Regions from separate parts of the Homo sapiens genome. Here regions 2 and 3 are each linked to region 1. The links are chromatin contacts, found by Hi-C or POLR2A ChIA-PET in ENCODE. All regions are on one chromosome and are shown on one strand. The core of a region is the stretch at or near the end of the contact, and the rest is flanking DNA. Distances in the headings are between cores, read along the strand shown.

Region 1 (3,580 bases), core at 714-3,213:
AGCAGAGCCAAAGGGGATGGCTGGGACTCCTGGCCGAAAATAAGGGAGAGGAAAGGAGTTAGTGACACCCAGCTGCCAGCCTAGGGGGCAGTATACAACAAATAAACAGCAACGTAGTGCAGACAAGGAGCAAAAAACAGAAACAAAAAGCTGACCTATCTGTATTGCTGAAACTCCTTTGTCTTTGGGGATCTCCATTCTCTTACTTCCTTATCTATAAAATGGTTTAGTCTCTCCCTAAAACGCTTTCTGTGAAGAGTAAGGCAATTATCTAAGAATATTTACATCTTCTCAACACCTTCCCCACTCTATGATTATCACTTACCTGCCCTCCTCCTCCAGTGCTGCTGCTACTGCCTGTGCTGCTACTTCGAGCCTGTGAAAAGGCACCACCACCATTACCATTGCCCCCATTATTGCCACCAACTCCTTTTTCAATTTTCACCACAGCTGTCATTTCATCCATGGAGTGATCTTGGTCTAAAATAATTAAAAAACAAACAACGTAAACTTGAGGGAAGAAAAGAAATGAAGTAGGAAGGATAAAAGGAGGCTATGATGAAATAGCAATGACTAACAGGAAGGCGAAAGCCACCAGTATAAAGAAAATGGATTGGAGGGCAGAGGGGAGCTGCAGGGCATGCAGGACATGAACTAGGTTCAATGTGCCAAAAGTGGGCCTTAATTCTCCCTTGTACAAAATTAAACTAAGAAAACATTCAAAAAGTGCTTTGGGGATAGGAAATGTGAAGGACGGTAGGCATGGTGAGAGTTTCTAAATAAGAAAAAGTATCCTAAGGGAAAAAAAGGAAAAGGACAGGTAAGGCATAAAACAACATGTGGGTGCATGGAAAGCTTGCTAAAATTAAGTTTAAAAGAGATGGAGAGGCCAGGCGCGGTGGTCACGCCTGTAATCCCATTACTTTGGGAGGCGGAGGCAGGCAGATCACCTGGGGTCGGGAGTTTTGAGACCAGCCTGACCAACATGGAGAAACCCTGTCTCTACTAAAAATACAAAATTAGCCGGGTGTGGTGGCGCATGCCTGTAATTCCAGCTACTCCCGGAGGCTGAGGCAGGAGAATCGCCTGAATCCGGGAGGCAGAGGTTGCAGTGAGCCGAGATCGCACCATTGCATTCCAGTCTGGGTAACAAGAGCGAAAACTCCGTCTCAAAAAAAAAAAAAAAAAAAAAGACAAACAAAAATCCAAGTGTGAAAAGTAACGAGAGGGGAAAAAGAAGTAAAAAGTGTGAGTAGAAAAACATTTGTGAATACTGCTAAGGAACTAAAGGGATCTACAGGTTAGTAGTCAGAAGGTTTCGGGGCGGAGGGCGGGCCCTGAGGGAAAGGGCGGTTTCGGGGTGAGGGGCGTGGAAAGGGCGGGACGGTGGGGGGCGGGGGGGAAGGGAAATCTACGGAAAGTGGGGGGAGGAGGGCCTTGGAGCAGGCGGCGACCAGAGGGCGGACCAGGCAGGCGGTTGGCCCGGGCGGGGCCTTCGCTGCTCGGGCCGCCCCCGCGGCTCCAGCCCCCGGCGGGAGGAGCCTCAGGCGGGCGGCCGAGTAGTGGGGGGTAAGGCCCGTCCCCCGTGGCCGGGGCGGGCAGGGGGCGGGCGAGGCCACGCTGCCCCCTCCCCCGGGGCGGGCGGCCCATCCCCCTCCTCCTCGGAGGCCCCGCCACTGCCCCGTCTCCCTCCCTTCCCTCCGCCCCGGGCGGGACCTAGGCCGCCGCCGCCGCCGCCTCCCGCCCGCCCCCGCTTCACGGCGGGGATCGCCCGGTCGGCCCTCGCGCGCGCCCCCTCACTCGCCTCCCACCCCTAAGCTTGGAGTGGACTCATCCTTACCGCTCATGGTGGCAGCTGAGGGACAAGCTCAAGGGGGTCCTGTCCGGGGGGGTTGGGGGGGGCCGGGAAAAACGCGGACGCTGACGAGGCAAGCGAACCCGGACCGGACAGGGAGGGGGGGGTAAGGAGGAGGGAGCAGCGCGCCACAAGCCCAACCTAGGCCCCGCCCCTTCTCTGCTGCCCCGCCCAATGAGGGAGGGGGAAAGGAGGGACTTGCAGAAGAAAGACGGTGGAATTATCCAATGGCAAGACTCGCTTGCTCTCCAAGGCGTGTGAGACTAAGTTGCGTGCCTGGTGTCCGCCTAAAAAGACCGCCCTCTCAGTGTTAAAAGCCAATGAAGGATGCAGGAAGTGAAGATGGGCGGGAGCTGGAGATGATTGGCTTGGAAGGAAACCAGTCAACCGGCAGGCGGGCTCCCTGAGACGTAGGGATAGGCAAAGCTTTGATAGGAATGACAGAACAACGGCCAACCAGAATCCGGGATATGCTTGGGCAAAATCCTAGTGGGCGGAGAGGTAAGAAGTAGGCAGGAATAGGAGAGGATGAAGCTGATTAAAACCAATCAGAAATCAGGCGGGCAGCCAGGAACGTTATGATTGGAGTTAGACTGAAAAGAGACAGGAAAGGACGCATATTGACGTGAACTAAAAGCCAATTAAACGCCGAATTAACTGAGGGCGGAAACTTGGAGTGGCAGAGGAGAATTGGCGGCTCCCTCAGTTATTCAATCCAATGAGGGGACGAAGTAGGCCTGGCACCGCCTCCTAGTTAGCCAATGGGCGTTACTGGAGCTGCCCATCATGAGGGAGGGAAGAGGGCTATGCCAAGAGGAGACCGTCGCCATATTGGCCCTCCTCAGGGGACGTTGTTACAGTCATTAGGTGGGACGCTTTAGCGGAGTCCTGCAGCTCAACAGGTGTCAGAGCCAAGGCATTCGGCGCGCAGTTCCGCATCAACACTAGGACTTGTTTGCGTCTTCATTTAACTGCCCCTATAAAGTACCTCTCAAATCTTACCCCCCTCCCGGGTGGTCGGACAGGCGGGCAGATGCCTCAATGTCGCTGCAAGCCCTGGGAATGCAGGCGGGACGAGATCTGGTGACAGCACTCACCGAATAAGTTAATACTGAGCTGACCAATATGCAGAGTCTCCGTGAGACTCCAGAAAACGCGATTTTATTAAGTTCCCCCAGACAAAGGCGCTAACCACTTAAACGACTGGTTAACTTTTCAAGCCTTGAGGCTAAAGTGCGGATAAGTCACTTCCATTTTTTCCCCCTTAATAGTAAATACCGCCTATGCATAAAGCAAGATAGCTGAGCTCCAGCTTTTTGCAATCACGAAGGTTAAGAAACTTTACTGCAGGCACCTGGATTTCTGGCCTCCTCTTTATCCGTGTTTTGGTGGAGCCGGCCTTAATAGCTTGTCAATGACACGATGAGGTCATGTCCTTCAGTATTTGTATCTTATATGTTGTCACCTGCTTATATGTTCTTATGTTTTAAAATGTGAATTCTCCTAAACTATTTTAAGCCCTTTGAAGGTAAGAACTGAGGCCTCTGCTGCTTTAAACAGGTAAAAAGGTGAAGTGATTGCTGACTGCCTACCGTGTTAGGTGCCTAAGTCAGGGAGGCAGTTAGTATTCCATGTCATCCTTAAAAGGAAGATTTTATTAAGTATCAGCTATATTATGTATTTTATAAGTGAAGACATTTAGGCTGAGAAGTGACTTACCCAAGG
Region 2 (3,580 bases), core at 656-3,155, 2.8 Mb before region 1:
TAACAAGTCTGTCCTCTTCAGCCTCCCCTCCTGGAGTTCAGAGCTGCAGGCCTTTTGAATTGAACCACCAGCCAGGGGCAGGCAACAGCTCTCTTCCCTTCACCTTGAAACTGTTCTCAGAACCCAGATGTTCCCCATCTAAGAGTCCCTGCCTCCAGCAGGGGGTAAGTGAGTGTGTATGTGCTGTACACACATGATTATAGGTTAGAGGGAGAGAACAGCAAAGACAACAGCAGAGTCATAAGACTGGATGCTTCCAAATGGGGGACTAAGGGAAAGCCCCAATCTCATTCCAGGGCTCACTGATTCCCTACCTTCTAGATACCCCCTAATCCCCTAGGCTGTATCCCACCCTCAAACCACCCCCTCCAATTCTATCTTCACTTTCCAGAGACTCACCACCACTTTGGAGAGATCGACTGGAGGCTCCTGGGTTTTCTGAGGGGCCTGGGGGACAGCTGGCTCAGCTTTGGTCTTGGCTGGAGGAGCCCCTGCTGCTGCTGGCTTAGCAGCAGGTTTGGAGATGGAGGGCCCTGCTGGTTTCTTCACGGGAACATCCTTCTTGGGAGGCATGATGTCCGGTGGCCAAAGGACAGTGTGCGGATGGGGGCACCCATCTCTGTTTAAATAGCCAGGGAGTCTGGGATGTCAAGGGGCGGGGGCAGGGGCAGGGAGCCAGTTGGCTGTGGCAAAGATGAGGTAGAGGAGAGATATAACCGCCTGCCCTCACTCCCCTGGCCTCCTATGGTTCAGGACTCCTGCCCCAAGGTCTTCTTCCCTCTGTCCCCTTATCCCCAAAGGCTGACCAGAAAAGAACAATGTTTCCTTTAGGGGTAGGGGAGGAAGCCAGAGACTGCCCAGAATGAGGTAGTTAACCTCCAGGGTGAGGATAGGATGCTTGCCAGTGGCACTGAGATGGGGGTGGTGAGGCAAAGCAGGTGATCCAGCAGCTTTAGTCTTCTTGAAGGGTGGGGTGAGGGGTAGCAGCCAGGGAGGCTTGTGTGAACTGGAACAAGTTAAAGTGTGGTCTGGGAGCAATGACAAAAACAAGAAGCCCATCTGCCCAGCCCCTCCACTCCCTTCTGACCATGGCTTTGTAAAGAGCAGGGGTAGTTAACCTTAGAGTCTAATGATCCCTAATACTTGTAGTTCCTGAGCCCCCACCCAGCCAAGAACTGGAACTATTCACAGTATAAAGGAAGAATAGTCATAAAAACAGGAGTATGACATCCCTCATTGTCTCCTGTGCCCAGTGTTGTTTTAGGGGCAGGAGTGGGGGCAAAGATCAGGTTTAACATCTGCTACCCATTCTTCCATGGAAGAAACCTTCCACAAGCCCACGGTCATTCAAGACAAACAAAAGGTAGGGTGCTTGCTGAACCTGTGGGGACCCTTTGGTGGCACCTGAGGAGAAGGGCAGGCTCTGGGAGACGGCTTAAATTCCCTAATCCAAGAGGATGTGGGCGCTCCTATGGCTCCATGAGTATTCACCCCACAACCAGGGGTATAATAAAAATCCTGACTCAGGGGCCAGGTCACAAACCTTGCCAGGGGCGCTGGGAGAGAGTCCAAGTTGGGGGGCGTTTGGGAGTGGGGAGGGATTGCAGGCTACTTTTGTTCTGGGGTAAATTAGGAAAGGATTTAGGTAGCATTCTGAGGAAGATAGCAGTGATTCCACTTAGGCCCCGGGGTTGATGCTGGGTCTCCCATTCGCAAAACAGCGTCTGAATCTCATGACTGCAAATTGTCCCATTTTTACAAAATACATCACACACACACGACACACACACACACACACACACTCACGCACCCCCACTAAATCTTAAAGAAAATGGCCCTCCTCAGCCCCCAAAAACTCACCCTGCGGGGTCCGTGTCTGGGGCTGGGGAGGGGGCGGGGCATAGCGCGGCCCCCAGCCCTGAAGGGTTAATTCCGGTGGCCGCGGAGCATGCCGGGAGTCGTAGTTCCCCGCGGGCTCACGGGATGCGCCGCGCTCTAGATTGCAGTTGACGCGAGGGCGGTGGCTTCCGGCCCATGGCGGTGGTTGGTGACTCAGTGTCCTTCCAGCGCGCTTTATGTCCCGGAACTGAAAGGCAATGAACAATTTCCAATCCACCCCAACCCTAAAAACCCTGCGGGGCCCCTAGGGTATCCCTCCTACTTAACCCTGGCGGGCTCCTAGTCTCGGGAGGTGGAGGGGGCGGGGCGGCTGTTTTCCTGGACCTACTGCTGAAAGAACTCAGAACCTGGGGAAAGATTGAGGCTGCAGCAGGCAGCGTGGAGGTCAGATAGCTGGAAGCACTTAACGGCCCCGGGGAGAACCGCTGCACTCTCTTTTGCTTCCTCTCGCGGTTTGGTAGAAAAAAAAGAGGCCTCAGAGTAGTTTGTTTTTAATGAGCTGGTTGCTGAAGTAAATGTTAAAATTTGCAATTAAGCCCAGTCACCTGCCCCAGCCTTCTCTGATCGAGGTTTCCATCCTGCGGCAGCATATGCGCCATCCTCCTCGATCTTCACAGGTCTCTGAGCGGAGGGCTGGGCTTTCCAGCCCTACTTTCTGAAACTCTTATGGTCAGCATTGGAGTTCACTGGTTCCCCTAGGCGTTGATCAGAGGATGGGAACCAGCCCGGCCGGGCCCACCTTCACTCACTGGATCAGTAAATACCCTGGCGGTGCACCTGGTGTTGGAAGCTGGTGCTGCACAGGCGTGTGAGGATTAGATCAGAGCAGAAAACTCGGGCGATGGCAGGGTGGTGAGGCACAGGTGAACTTTATGGGCAGTAAGTGAGGTTCACTGGTTGGGGAAAGTTTATTGGAAAGGTAGAAATGAATTGTACGACAGAAATAACGATAATAGTAAGTTAGCAACCATTTCTGGAGGCCGCCATAGATCTCGTACCGGTGAAGGGGCTAAATTATCTCAGAGGGTGCTCAAGTGGATGGGGTTCAGACAGCCTACTCAGATTTAAATCCTGGTTCTACCAGGTCCTAGTTAGTGACCCTCAGCAGGTTTAGTTATCTCTCCTGGGCCTCAGTTCCTCATCTGTAAAATAATGATAATGGTACCTACCTCATAGGGCTCTTCGGAGGATTCGAAGTGTTATTATTGGTAAAATAGGGCCGGGCTTGGTGGCTCACACCTCCCAGCACTTTGGGAGGCGAGGCAGGTGGGTCACCTGAGGTCAGGAGTTCGAGACCAGCCTGGCCAACATGGTGAAACCCTGTCACTACTAAAAATACAAAAAAAAAAAAAAAAAAAAAAAAAAAAAAAAATAGCTGGGCCTGGTGGCGGGCGCCTGTAATCTCAGTTACTTGGGAGGCTGAGGTCGGAGAATCACTTGAACCCGGCAGGTTGCAGTGAGCCGAGATCGCACCACTGCACTCCAGCCTGGGTGACAGAGTGAGACTCCAACTCAAAAAAAAAAAAAAGTGTAAAATAGAATAGGCCTGGCACAGCATAAGTGCTGTATAAGTTTTTGTTAAATAACTTTCCTTTAATCTTCCCAAGGTATGAGGTCGCTGATATTTTCCCCATTTTACATCAATGAAGTAAGGATCAATAGGTGTTGTGAAGAGACGGAG
Region 3 (3,580 bases), core at 669-3,168, 2.4 Mb before region 1:
CTCTGTAGGCTTAGAACTAGTATACCATAATATCTTCAAAGGGTTTTAGATGAGAAGTCTGCTTTTTAACAGCTTCCCTATGGGCCTTTCTACCTGGCTCTTGGAGCTCTTTCTAACCCAGCATATCTCATTTCCCCCATAGACTCACAGCACAATAGGAGAGATGCTGAGGAACTTGCGGGAAGAGGTAAACTGGAGCCCATAGTCCATTTGCTCCCAGTGTGTCAGTAGCCGAGCCTTTCCTTGGTCAGGAGTCTCAAAGGGTGTCCCTTTCACCGTATGAAGGAAGACATACGTAGCCTGGGAACAGGGAAGGTGGCAGTGTGAGGGGCAGAAAGTAGTTTTTCAGTCAAAGAATTATGTTAAGATCCCAAAAGGAACACATAAATCCCCAAACAATTGGTGATTTTATTTTGCTTTTGGTTGGGAAACCCTGGGGTGGGTACAAGGGCGTGGTTTAGTGCTCACCAGGTTATGGATGACGTTGGTCAGGGTCCAGACAACAGGAATGCTGAAGAAGGGGATGCTGAGTAGAACCATATGCAGCAATCCTACCAAGATGATGTAGGCCAGCCAGATGCCTCGGCTATTCATCACTCGGGTGTTGGGGTTTACTTCGCTGTGTGCCACCCCCACATTCATCCTAGCCGTAATGGGGGATCAGGCAGGAGTCCAGCTCAGTTTTTTCTCAACCCCTCTTGAGCTATCTCCCAGTTGTCTCTCAGATAGCCCCAATCCCCTGAACTCTATTGGGAATGAAGAACTTACCCATCACGCAGAAAATAAAAACTGAAGACTTGGGGAAAACTTTAAAAGACAAGAAGAGTCCTCACTACATTTCAGAGACATAGTCATTATTGCTCTGATCTTTACACGTCAACTGTAACATGAAGGTGTATGTGTAGGCTTGGGGCACTCACTTCAGGGAGCAAGGGAAATAGGAGTATCTGACTTTGCTGAAGAAGTTAATAACCATGAAGAGGTCACGTACACCCAGAATTCCAGGCGAAAGTCATGGAATCATCAAAGAACCACTAAGAAGGGATGACAGAGTAAAGCTCACTCTGGTCCCCACTTTGTTCTCTGGGGCTTGTCCACCCTCTCTCTCACCTCCGTGGCATGTAAACAGTCTGCATCCCCATTACTTCTCTCAAGCGTGGGGCACGACAACAACTTGCCCACGGCTTCTGGACTGGGTTAGGAAGGGACCTGAGCTCAATACCTCGAAAGGTGGAGCCTTGGCTCTGACTCCAGGGGCAGCAGTGATTATCTGAACTCGGATCTTTAAAATTGTGGTAGCTCTAAAGCTGATGATGTCTGGTTAGGAAGCGGCTCTTGCCCGCCCCAGCCCCACCGCCAGTTCCTTAAGCCCGCCCCATGCCCCTCCCAGCTTCCTCCTCATGTTCATCGGTTTTTTCAGGGCTCCCTTCAGCGCTCCCCTCTCAGTATTTAGGTCACCACTCCCTCGGCGCCCCTTTCGCCTCCCACCATTTTTCCTCAGCAACCCTTACAGTCTTTGCAGCTCCTACCTGCCAGCTCAGATCCCCGTCCGGCTATGGGCGCGGCGCCGGCTACCACACCTGAAGTCTCCAGGAAGTAACGCCTCTCCTTCTGCCCCTTTCCTATTGGAGGAACAGAATCAGCGCTGCCACCACCCATTGGTTGGTGGTCTGTAATGCAGAAGCACAGTTGGTTGCCATTTCTGTCGTTCGCAAGATACAGTGCCCGCCCCTCTCCCAGTTCCACCTTTTGAAAGAGGTGGGGCAAGCTGCCTAGAGAAGTGAGAGCGACGTCAGCTATTGACCAATGGGAAGAGCTGATGGTATGGCGTGGGAGCAAGAGTGACAACGATTGGTCAGCCTTGCATCTCTACGCCTAAGGCGGGAGCTCCTGGAGGCGGAGGCCGCGGGTGGGGGCCTAGTGGAGTGAGGGGTAACAAGATGGCGACCGAGACGGTGGAGCTCCATAAGCTAAAGGTACCGTGAATCGGGGAAGGGCTGAGTTGGACTTTTCTAGGAACTGAATTCTACAGGGTAGCTTGCGCCTTCTCCTACGTCTTCTCCGTGCAGCCTTTTCCACTTCGTTTCTCGGCTCCCGCCGTAGCTCTTTTGTGCCACCCTTCCACACTACGCCTTCCCTAATTTCCCATTTCTCCTCACGGCTTTACTGCTATATTTATTTGTTATTTCTGCTTCCTTCATCATTGTATCGTCCGTCACCCTTCCCCACTGGGTTGTGTAAGTGCCTTCTACCTGTTATACTCTTCGTTGCTTTTCAGGGCTGCATTACGTCAGTTGGTCCCTCCTTTTTGCCCCATGTCGGAGCCAGGATCCGTTTTTCTTCCCTGGGATGATGTTTCCAGTCTGTCGTCCGAAGCTGAGATTTCCCTGTTAGCAAATGGTGGCATTTTTGTGTATTTCTGTCTAAATAGGTACCAGACACTCAGAAAATACTTCCACTCCCCTTTTCTAGGTGGGATTACGCCCCAAGCCGAATTTTGAAACAGGGAGAGGCCTCTCAGAAGATCGGTCTCGCCTTAGAAGCCTGGGGTTGAGGAGGTCTTGAGAATAGTAGAAGTACAGACACCTCAGATTTAAAAGTTTTCGAGTTCTGTCACGCGGCTCTCGGCCCGCCAGCCTTCCTCACACACCATCTCCAACCACCAGAGAGAACTCACACCTGCAATATTTGGGAAAAACAATTCCAAGGTTAAGATTATCTCTGTTCCATTTCATATCTCGGGTGGGCCCTGCATCTCCTGGTGTTACCATTGGCTGACACTGAATCACAGAAGCTATTTTAAATTGTCTTATGAGACTCTTGGTAGTTTTTTCACACTTAGATATATAAAAAAGTTAAAAAAATATATTAAAAAGAAGAACATTTTAAAAAGTATTTTCTTTTAGGGTAAATTAAGATATCTTGAGTAATTGTCTGTTTGTGGTTTCACAAGTAGTTTTCCCATTAGATGTTTTGGACAAACCAGGCTGATATAGCTGAAACTGAAAAGTGATCCTTTAAAGCTCGAAAAGTTTTTTTTTGTTTTTGTTGCTGTTAAGAAAGCTTAAGGGTAGTAAGGGTAGGGAGAGGACCCTTCTTTAGTCACTTATTAGTTGACCCCAATTAGTCTTTCTGTGAAACTGATGTTTTTCTTACTCTTGGATTCTAAACTCTGTTAGTGGGTTTTTGTGTTATTCTGGAGTTATTGTTAACTTGATGATACTGAAATGCATAGACTATATCAGCGGTCTCTTGATCTTTATTGTGATGAGTTAAAAAAAATTGAGCAATCATCTCCACTTTGTTTATATATACTGTACTTATAGAAATTGTATACTTCTGGACTGTTATAAAATATAACACAGAAAAGGAATTTTTGAATGAGATAAAAAGGAACTATATATAGAAGAGCTAATATTTTCTTCCTATTTGTCCTATTTTTGAAATCCCTGGAGTAAGTCACCAGCTGCCCGATGACTTACTTGCATTTATAGATTGTGTTGGTTTATGGAGTTCCTCCTTCCATCAAATCTGTATTTGTCAGGTCTATATAAAATTTGTATTTGATTGGATAAGTAAC

Evidence for each region. Hi-C counts contacts between places; a loop is a spot of excess contacts on that map. ChIA-PET counts read pairs that join two places held with the same protein, here RNA polymerase II (POLR2A). Pooled maps may share reads with other maps.
Region 2: a loop to region 1 is called in a pooled map, with 5 times the contacts of the local background. The contact joins the promoter of MYL6B here to the promoter of SP1 in region 1. A Hi-C loop is called at or near these places in 1 of 37 single-sample maps with no recorded cell type and 2 of 50 pooled maps. POLR2A ChIA-PET finds 5 or more read pairs at or near these places in 1 of 52 experiments (WTC11).
Region 3: a loop to region 1 is called in a map of CD8-positive, alpha-beta T cell, with 14 times the contacts of the local background. The contact joins the promoter of SARNP here to the promoter of SP1 in region 1. A Hi-C loop is called at or near these places in 1 of 168 maps with a recorded cell type or tissue (CD8-positive, alpha-beta T cell), 2 of 37 single-sample maps with no recorded cell type and 6 of 50 pooled maps. POLR2A ChIA-PET finds 5 or more read pairs at or near these places in 2 of 52 experiments (CD4-positive, alpha-beta T cell and WTC11).

What each region holds. Positions count from the first base shown.
Region 1 is chr12:53,378,559-53,382,138 of GRCh38, reverse strand. SP1 (Sp1 transcription factor) reads right to left here and starts at 1,963. Exons shown (of 6, transcript NM_138473.3): 1 at 1,841-1,963; 2 at 326-480; 3 at 1-29. The coding sequence starts at 1,847. RefSeq lists enhancers at 1-18, 431-1,189, 2,040-2,334, 2,167-2,466, 2,370-2,870 and a silencer at 1,297-1,926.
Region 2 is chr12:56,150,912-56,154,491 of GRCh38, reverse strand. MYL6B (myosin light chain 6B) reads right to left here and starts at 1,905. Exons shown (of 8, transcript NM_002475.5): 1 at 1,861-1,905; 2 at 400-619. The coding sequence starts at 573. LOC124902942 reads right to left here and starts at 2,665. Exons shown (of 3, transcript XM_047429954.1): 1 at 2,445-2,665; 2 at 1,861-2,086; 3 at 595-683. The coding sequence starts at 2,498. The coding sequence ends at 649. It overlaps MYL6B-AS1 (MYL6B antisense RNA 1), which reads left to right. Exons shown (of 3, transcript NR_186043.1): 3 at 3,507-3,580. LOC124902943 (a long non-coding RNA gene) reads left to right here and starts at 619. Exons shown (of 2, transcript XR_007063328.1): 1 at 619-1,363. RefSeq lists an enhancer at 2,752-2,831.
Region 3 is chr12:55,816,062-55,819,641 of GRCh38, reverse strand. SARNP (SAP domain containing ribonucleoprotein) reads left to right here and starts at 1,918. Exons shown (of 11, transcript NM_033082.4): 1 at 1,918-1,976. The coding sequence starts at 1,941. ORMDL2 (ORMDL sphingolipid biosynthesis regulator 2) reads right to left here and starts at 1,601. Exons shown (of 4, transcript NM_014182.5): 1 at 1,530-1,601; 2 at 469-643; 3 at 149-300. The coding sequence starts at 642.